Linked DNA regions of Homo sapiens: region 1 is linked to region 2. The links are chromatin contacts, found by Hi-C or POLR2A ChIA-PET in ENCODE. All regions are on one chromosome and are shown on one strand. Each heading gives the region's core, a stretch centred on a gene start or an enhancer-like site at or near the end of the contact. The rest is flanking DNA. Distances are from core to core; before and after follow the strand shown. Region 1 overlaps ZC3H12D (zinc finger CCCH-type containing 12D). Region 2 holds the start of SUMO4 (small ubiquitin like modifier 4).

Region 1 (4,722 bases), core at 61-2,560, 73 kb before region 2:
TGGGGTGAGGAATTTACCATGGGAATTTGGGAGGTCACTATTCAGCCCCCCACAGAGTCTGAGAAACAAGAAACCTGTGTTTGGCCTGTCCCGAGTGCTAGGTGCACGCTCAGCCCCTGCAGCCCTGGTGTGCGGTCGGGTGTGTGCCCTGCCGGGCAGTGTGGGGTGAAGGCCTCAGTGAGCTCACTGTGAAAGCAGCGTGATTGCTTCTGCAGCTCCACAGCCACATTGAGCAACTGAAAGTCCCCAGTGGGACTGGGCTCCACCTGATTTCCTGACAGCTAGGCCGGGAGGGAGCCAGCGCAGGCACACCTTGCCCTTGCCCCAGTCTGCCCAGGAAACACCTGATGGATGCATTTTTTTTCTCTTTAGCTCATGTCTGCAGGGCTCTGAGAGGAGGAAGCCTGGGGCAGGACCTGCGCCAGTGGCCGCTGGGCACAGCATGGAGCACCCCAGCAAGATGGAATTCTTCCAGAAGCTGGGCTATGACCGGGAGGATGTGCTCCGGGTGTTGGGCAAGCTGGGCGAGGGCGCCCTGGTCAACGACGTGCTGCAGGAGCTTATCCGCACGGGCAGCCGCCCGGGTGCCCTGGAGCACCCGGCTGCACCCAGGCTAGTGCCTCGGGGCTCCTGTGGGGTCCCGGACTCTGCCCAGCGTGGCCCGGGGACAGCCCTGGAAGAGGACTTCAGAACCCTGGCCAGTTCTCTGCGACCCATAGTGATTGATGGCAGCAACGTGGCGATGAGGTAGCTTCCCTTCATCCTGTAGCTGGGGCTGGGGAGGCCCCTGTTCGCAGGAGCCCTGAGAACTGTCCCTCTTCCTTGTGGTTTGGTCCAAAGAGCTTTGGGGCCAACGGATCAGGCTTTGAATCCCTGTACCATCTCTTAGTAACTGTGTGGCATTAAGCAAGTCACTTAACCCCTCTGAGCTCATTTTTCCCATCTGTACGGTTGGGATAAAATCTCTGTAGAGGGTTTTTGTGCACAAAATGCCTAGGATAGTGCCTGACACAGAGTAAGTGATCAACAAGTGTAGCTGTTATGATCATAACCCAGAGGAAGAGCCTTCTTTTGGGGAAGGTGTGGTAATGAGGGAGGCGCCCTGGGTCAAGTGTTGGCAGATGTGGCTTCTTGTTGGGAGTCTGTCCCTAACCGGCTGCGAGACTCTGGAAAAGCTGCAGGACTCATTTCCTCTTCTGTGAAAGAGGCCCACAAATATCTCTTCTACTCTCTCAAGGTTATGAGCATCAGAGGGGAAGGTGTGCTTTGAAGTGCGCTGGAAGCCCTCTGCTGGGGTTGCTGGGGAGGCGGTGTTGCGGCTACCTTAAGTTTGAGAGATTTGTTTGTGGCCCCCTGAGCTGCAGATGCGGCTGTGTGAACATTTGTGTGTTGGCATCTTTGTGGGTTTTGGGAATGCCAGCCTCACGCCCGAGTTGTTATCTGCCTGTCTTGGCTAAGCTCCCCTGTGACGGAATCTCTGCAGCCTCCCCCAACACCCTGCTGGGCGAAGTGGGGCGTTGCCCAAACAAGTGGATTATTCTACCGCTTGGCTTTGTTACAACCGTGCAAAGGGCAGAGCCATAGGAAATGGTTCACTCCCAGCTGTAAATATATGTGCTTCCCTTTTCAAAAGCTGAGTTACTCCCACCATAGGTGGGAATCCAGAAAAGCAATTCTCCGCGGCACCGAATGTGTCAACAGAGCCTCCGAGAGTTTCCCCTGGGGATTTGGGCTCACTTTGGATTTGGTGTTGCAGGACCGAGGTTTGCAATGGTTCAGCCCAGATGGTCCAGCCTCAGGGGCTGTCCCTGCACTTTTTGCGGTGTGTACTTTGAGTTTTTTTTTTTTTTTCACTTTTAACCAGCTAAGTCTCCCTGGCATTGATGCCATCAGCAGGTGATGGAGCCCTCTCTTTCTCCTGGGACTTAGGGGCTGGCCCATGGGGTCTCTGTCACATTGTCACCCATGTCATGTATAGGCACCAGATAGGTAAACCTATGAAATTCTGCTCAATTTAAGATCTCTGGGAAGCTAAAAGGATTTTTAAGAATCCAGTAGGTTCTGAGGGTCCTAGAAAGACTAGAAGGGGTTGTGAGAGGGGCCTGGCCTCTATATGATCTGAGCAAGGAACCTCTTTCCCTGGGCTTCCATAGAAGGAAGGCTTTGAATGCTTAAATCAAAGACCTTCCCAGCCCTAAGGTTGTATGAGTTCTGTGATTCCAAATCAAAACAGCAGAGTGGCTGTAGGGTAAAAAGACTATTTCAGGGGCAACAAAAAACATGCCCAGTCCCCAAAGAGATTCTCTTTGGGGTGGTGGAGGGTTTTGTTTTTATGGGAGTCTCTGTTGCTGCTTGGAGTCAAACTTAAGCCACATCCTCTGTTTGCACATGACCATAATGTGTCGTGGGTACATCCATTGATCCCCCACCTCTGCCCCCCACCTCTCATGATTGCAATCAGATTAATTTTCTCATGTTCAATCTGTGCGGGTTATACATCGAAACCCTTACTCAGACTCACTACGAAGAATGTGTCAGAGCATAAATGTTCTCACACACTGGCTACCTCCAAAACACCTGAGTTAACCAGAACACATGTACCTGTGCTCTGTGTGTGTCATATATGGACACACACACACAATGTGTCTACACACACACATCCCCTCCCTCTTCCCTGGATCCCAGTAGTTAGGGAAAAGAGACAAATAGCACAACCGCCACCTGATCACAGGACTTAATTTGTTCCTTTTAAAGGCAAGCTCTGGGGAGAGTGGAGTGTGAGGTTCCACCCCATCCTCTGCCCCTTCTGCAGTGACATCTGTTGTGTCCTCCAATGGGACTTTTAACAGGACTCATGTCCCTCCGGGTCTGCCATATCCTTAGTTGTGAAAGGTTCAGGTGGGTGCTGACCCTTCACAGGCAATGGGTGATTGAAACCCAAAGTGGTGTCTCATTGTTATCTGTTGACCTCAAAATTCAATTAACCTCAGAAACATGGTTTCTGAAAATTCCCTTTCACTGAGGTTTTGTAGTATTGCAGACATTGCCATTTTCTGTTTTTGAAGGCAGTACTGCTTCATGCACTGTCTGGCCTTGCGGTGGTGGGGAGGGGCTTAAAGACTGAGTGGGACACCTGTTCTTTCCACCTTGAGCGGATGAGAAGTGTGGCTCCTGTTGGCAGGAATGTTCTTCAGTGTGCCTGTTCCTGGCTGTGGCTCTGTCCCCTGGAAGTGTCCTTCTGGAAGTTCTAGAGAAGAGTCTTTTTTATTTTTTCCAGCTTCTAGAGACTGTGTTCCTCAGCTCATGGCCCCTTCTATCTTCAAAGCCAGCAATGGCCTGAAATGATATACACAATGTGGCATGTCTGTGTACATATATGTGTTTCTCTGGGGGAAAGAGTCACAGCTTTCAATAGACACTTAAAGGGTCTGTCATCCCCAAAAATATGATAACCCACTGACATAGAATGAGACATTACAGATAATTCTATGCTTTGTGGCCAGGGATTTATTTTTCCTCTGCCTTTCAGGAGGCACTAGGCCATGTGTCCCCTGTTAGCACAGAGAATGTGAGAGTGGGCCATCAGTTCTTGTTCTGACCCTCTCAGTTACACAGGAAAGGACTTGACAGGCTTGACTATGGTCAACACTGGCTGGAATCAGACCCTGACCCCCACCTGTGCTTCCTAGCCATGACACAATAGGTAGAAGTTTCTGTGGGCTTCTTTCCCCAGTGCTTTAGAATGTTTAGCCCAATGCCATTGGTCGTGCTTGGCTGAACCCAGAAGACCTGGCTGCTGCTCTCTGGAGGTTGACAGAGTGGGCCACTGGCCCAGTGCTTTTTACAGAAATGGGCTCTCCTAAGCAGGACTACTGGCATCATTCCTCATTTTGTAAGAGGTGGGTCAACGTAATGAGAACTCCAAGTGATGATGTGGGGAGAGTGGAAGATGGGGACCTGGTAAACAGACCTATGGCTGCCCCCAGTTTTGCTGGACCTCTTGCTGTACCCCATAAAGGAAACCAGGGAAGTCAGAAGTACAGGACCGCTAGGCCAGGGCTGCCCAACACAACTCCCCGCAGTGAGGGCAAGGCCCACCCCTGCCCTGTCCCCACAGAGCCACTTGCCACGTGTGACGTTCGAGCACTTGAAATGTGGCCAGTGCAACCAAGGAACTGGCTTCTATATTTTATTTTTTCAATTAATTTTAACTTAAATGTGAATAGCCAGGTGTGGCAAGTGGCTGTAGATTGGACTGTACAGCTGTCCCTTTTCAGCCATCCAGCTGTGTGACCTTAGGTAGGTCACCTGGCTTGAGCCCTATTTACACAATTAGGATGTTGGACTAAACCTTAAAAGGCCTTTTCATCTCTAATGGGTGAGGATTCAAGGTGGTTATTTTACATATGCTTGAAATAAATATATACATTTTATTTTTATTTTTTTTTTCTTCAGACGGAGTCTTGCTCTTTTGCCAGGCTAGAGTGCATTGGTCCAATCTCGGCTCTCTGCAACCTCCACTTCCCGGGTTCAGTTGATTCTCCTGCCTCAGTCTCCTGAGTAGCTGGGATTACGGGTGCCTGCCACTACACCTGGCTAATTTTTGTAGTTTTTTGTTTGTTTGTTTTGAGACAGTCTCACTGTGTTGCCCAGGCTGGAGTGAAGTGGTGAGATCTTGGCTCGCTGCAACCTCTACCTCCTGGGTTCAAGCAATTCTCCTGA
Region 2 (3,106 bases), core at 1-2,500:
TTTTATATTTTTCTGTGGAATTGATCCTTTTACCATTACATAATAATCTTTGTCTCAAGTTTTAGACTTAAAAATCTATTGTTTCTGATATAATTATAGCCACTTTTGATTTCTTTTAGCTACCATTTATATAAAATCTTTTTCCATCCCTTCACTTTCTGCCTATGTGTGTCTTTAAATATAAAATGAGTCTCTTGTAGATAGTATATTATTGGATCCTGTTTTTATTTTTATTTCATTTTAAACAAAAAGTTTATTTAAATAAGAAGCCTGACTTGAAGGAAAAACTTTCTAGGATTCTTTCTTTTTTTTTTAGAGTAATTTATCCCTACTTAAAGACAGATTGCCCTACATGTAACAGCTATGTACACAAAAGTTATAAAATTGTCCTTGGTTTTACAATGATAAATGAAAAACATGAAAATCCTCCAATTGAACAAGGTATGTGAGAATTTTTTTTTGTTGTTGTTAAAACAGTGAGAGCAAAATAACTTACTAGAATATAAAGATAAGACCTGAATGAACATGCCACTAATGGATAAAGGGGGTATTTTCACAGAATCAGTATTTTTTCCCATCCTGTCTCCACTTGATGTCAATCAAAACATACCATTGGCTGTTTGGTTTGAAGAAAAAAGCAATATGCTTGTGTACACATACCAGTTACTTCATGTATAATAAAAGAATGTGGAAGGGGGAAACAAAAGAATAGAGAAAACTATACTGTAGTAGTCAGAATGTGGTGGAACCAAATTGCAGTTTTCTAATTGAGAATGCAGTAATCTTGGTCTTTAAAGAACAGCGTTCTGGAGTAAAGAAGCAGGTTCCCTTTTCAGTAGACACCTCCCGTAGGCTGTTGAAACACATCAATTGTATCTTCATCTTCCATTTCCAACTGTGCAGGTTTGTCTGTTCCACTGATTGGTTGCCCACCAAATCGGAATCTGATCTGCTTCACTGACAATCCCCGTGGTTCACAATAGGCTTTCATTAGTTTACTAAGTGGTGTCTGCCTCTTAATCTTAAACTGCACCACAGAACCATCCTGTCCCGCCACCTTCAAATTAATATGATTGTTGTTCTCAGTCTTGACTTCTTCTGTGGGCTTTTCGTTGGCCATGGTGAACACCGGAGTCTCCTCAGCTGCTGCTTCACAAAAGAGGTGGCGGGTCCGCACCTAACGAGTACACGAGCAGCAGGAAGAGCAGCAGGAGGTGACAGCGGTGGATGAGGGAGAGGGTGCGTGCACATCCTGGGCTCCCTCCCCTCCCGCTGTGTGCGCCAGCACGAGCTGTTGGGGCCTCCCATTGGCTGCTGCCAGATCCTGTTTTTAAAATCCATTCATACAACTCCTTGTGAGTGGTGAGTTTAATCCATTTCCAGTTAAGGTAATTACTAATAAGTGAGGACTTACTATTGGCAGTTTGTTGCTTCCTGTCTATTTGACAACTGTTTTGCTCCTCTTTTCCTCTTATTGTCTTGTTATTCGACAACGTTTAATCGTGATTTACTTTGATTATATTTGGTTATACTCTTCTATTTTAAGTTGATAACAACTTAACTTCAAATGCATACAAAAATACTACTGCATCTTTACAACCTCCACCCTCCCACACTTTTGTGTTCTTGCAGTTTTCTTCTTTTAATATTATGTATCCATTAACACATTTTTACCTTTTAACTTTCTTATTAGAGTTGAAAGTAAATTATATACCACGGTTAAGTGTTAATCTGTAAATATGTCTATATTTTTACCTTCAGCAGTGATATTTATGTACCTGTTTCCATTTCTACACACATTTTAATGCCTGGATCAAAACACACAGACATACTTTGAAATGTCTTAGTTTGGTGTGCATATATTCTGAGAATATCAATGATGTAAAATGATAGAAGGTAGAAAACTATTCACCTGGAATTTAGGGTATTTTGATTACTTAAAGTTATATATAAATTAAACTAAATACTCATGGGGGGGGGGAACTTCCCTAAGGTATCTTCCTTATCATTTGTCTAAAGTTTTAAATGATACAAATTTTTGTACTTAGTAATTGTTTTTTAACCAAGACTTGCTATTATTGGTTGGGAGTACATAGTGTTTCCTAAGCTCGTGCATATTACTTTTAAAAAGCTAAGAATATTACATCTTTGCATCCTTCCCAACCCCAAGCATGTAAATGAAAATAAGCAAACATCTTCTTAATGAATTCATTTAAGAATGCCAAAGTTTGAAGCAATTCTAGAGAGGAAGGTTGCTGAACAGGAAAAATTTTCTAAAATTTTGCTTTTCAAAAGTAACAGTTTTCACATTTAATGGATACACTAACCTTTGGGTTTTGGTGGCACAGGACCTACAAATCCAATATTGTCATAAAAGTTATGAATAGCGCTGGGGTTAAAATGTGGTCCTGAAATATATAAAAAGTAAATATATCAATGCTTATAGCTCAAAAACAACTTTACTTTTTAAAACAAGTATTTCTTTCTAAAAATAAACACGCTATAAGAAATGCTTTTCATTTATTTTGCCCCTCTAACCTCGAATTATATGTAAGATTTCAAAACATATTTCAAATATATTATCTTAGGTATAATGTAGTACTCATAAACACGGGTAAGTGGTAAACTGTGAAAGAAGTCAAATTAATGCTGGTAAGACATTAATAGAAGTAGAAGTAGATCCCTGTTCTATGTGGCAAGTTAAAATAACTTAAAATTTCACAATTTAAAATGTAATTTTAAACGATCAAACATGGACTTAAGTAACTAAACAGCTTTACCTCAAGTAAATATAAAAACCTTGCACTATGTAATAGAATGGTTAAAATTTTACACAAAAAGAGTAAGTTCAAGGATTGTAGTTTCTAGAACAGCACCAACTTTTTAGAGTTAAATTATGGTATTTTTCTATGAATGTTTAAAGATAAATAGCTTAATCAACATTTAAAAAGAATAAAAATAAAAATAATCATCTTCCAGTTGAACAGATTCTAGAACACAGTCCCAAGTGTGATTAAAGACTTCTCTTTTGGTTAGATTCCTTCCCCTTCCTGTCTTTTCCATTTTATATCTTTTTATTATTTATCCAACTTCAGAATTAGGTTTA

What was found. A loop is a pair of places that touch in the nucleus more often than their neighbours do. ChIA-PET counts read pairs that join two places held with the same protein, here RNA polymerase II (POLR2A). Pooled maps may share reads with other maps.
Region 1: a map of sciatic nerve shows a loop between it and region 2 (22-fold over the local background). The contact joins the enhancer-like site here to the promoter of SUMO4 in region 2. A Hi-C loop is called at or near these places in 1 of 168 maps with a recorded cell type or tissue (sciatic nerve) and 1 of 50 pooled maps. POLR2A ChIA-PET finds 5 or more read pairs at or near these places in 4 of 52 experiments (activated CD4-positive, alpha-beta T cell, activated T-cell and naive thymus-derived CD8-positive, alpha-beta T cell).

Annotation. Positions count from the first base shown.
Region 1 is chr6:149,470,264-149,474,985 of GRCh38, reverse strand. It overlaps ZC3H12D (zinc finger CCCH-type containing 12D), which reads left to right. Exons shown (of 6, transcript NM_207360.3): 2 at 373-747. The coding sequence starts at 443. Among named protein-coding and RNA genes, the nearest start is that of ZC3H12D, 12 kb to the left of the region's middle. RefSeq lists silencers at 259-358, 1,594-1,779. Within about 2 kb of position 1,310, at least 5 of the 41 ENCODE cell types and tissues checked have a DNase peak (open chromatin) inside an H3K27ac peak, as active enhancers do.
Region 2 is chr6:149,398,406-149,401,511 of GRCh38, reverse strand. SUMO4 (small ubiquitin like modifier 4) reads right to left here and starts at 1,250. Exons shown (of 1, transcript NM_001002255.2): 1 at 234-1,250. The coding sequence starts at 1,120. The coding sequence ends at 833. It overlaps TAB2 (TGF-beta activated kinase 1 (MAP3K7) binding protein 2), which reads right to left. Exons shown (of 7, transcript NM_001292034.3): 6 at 2,328-2,408.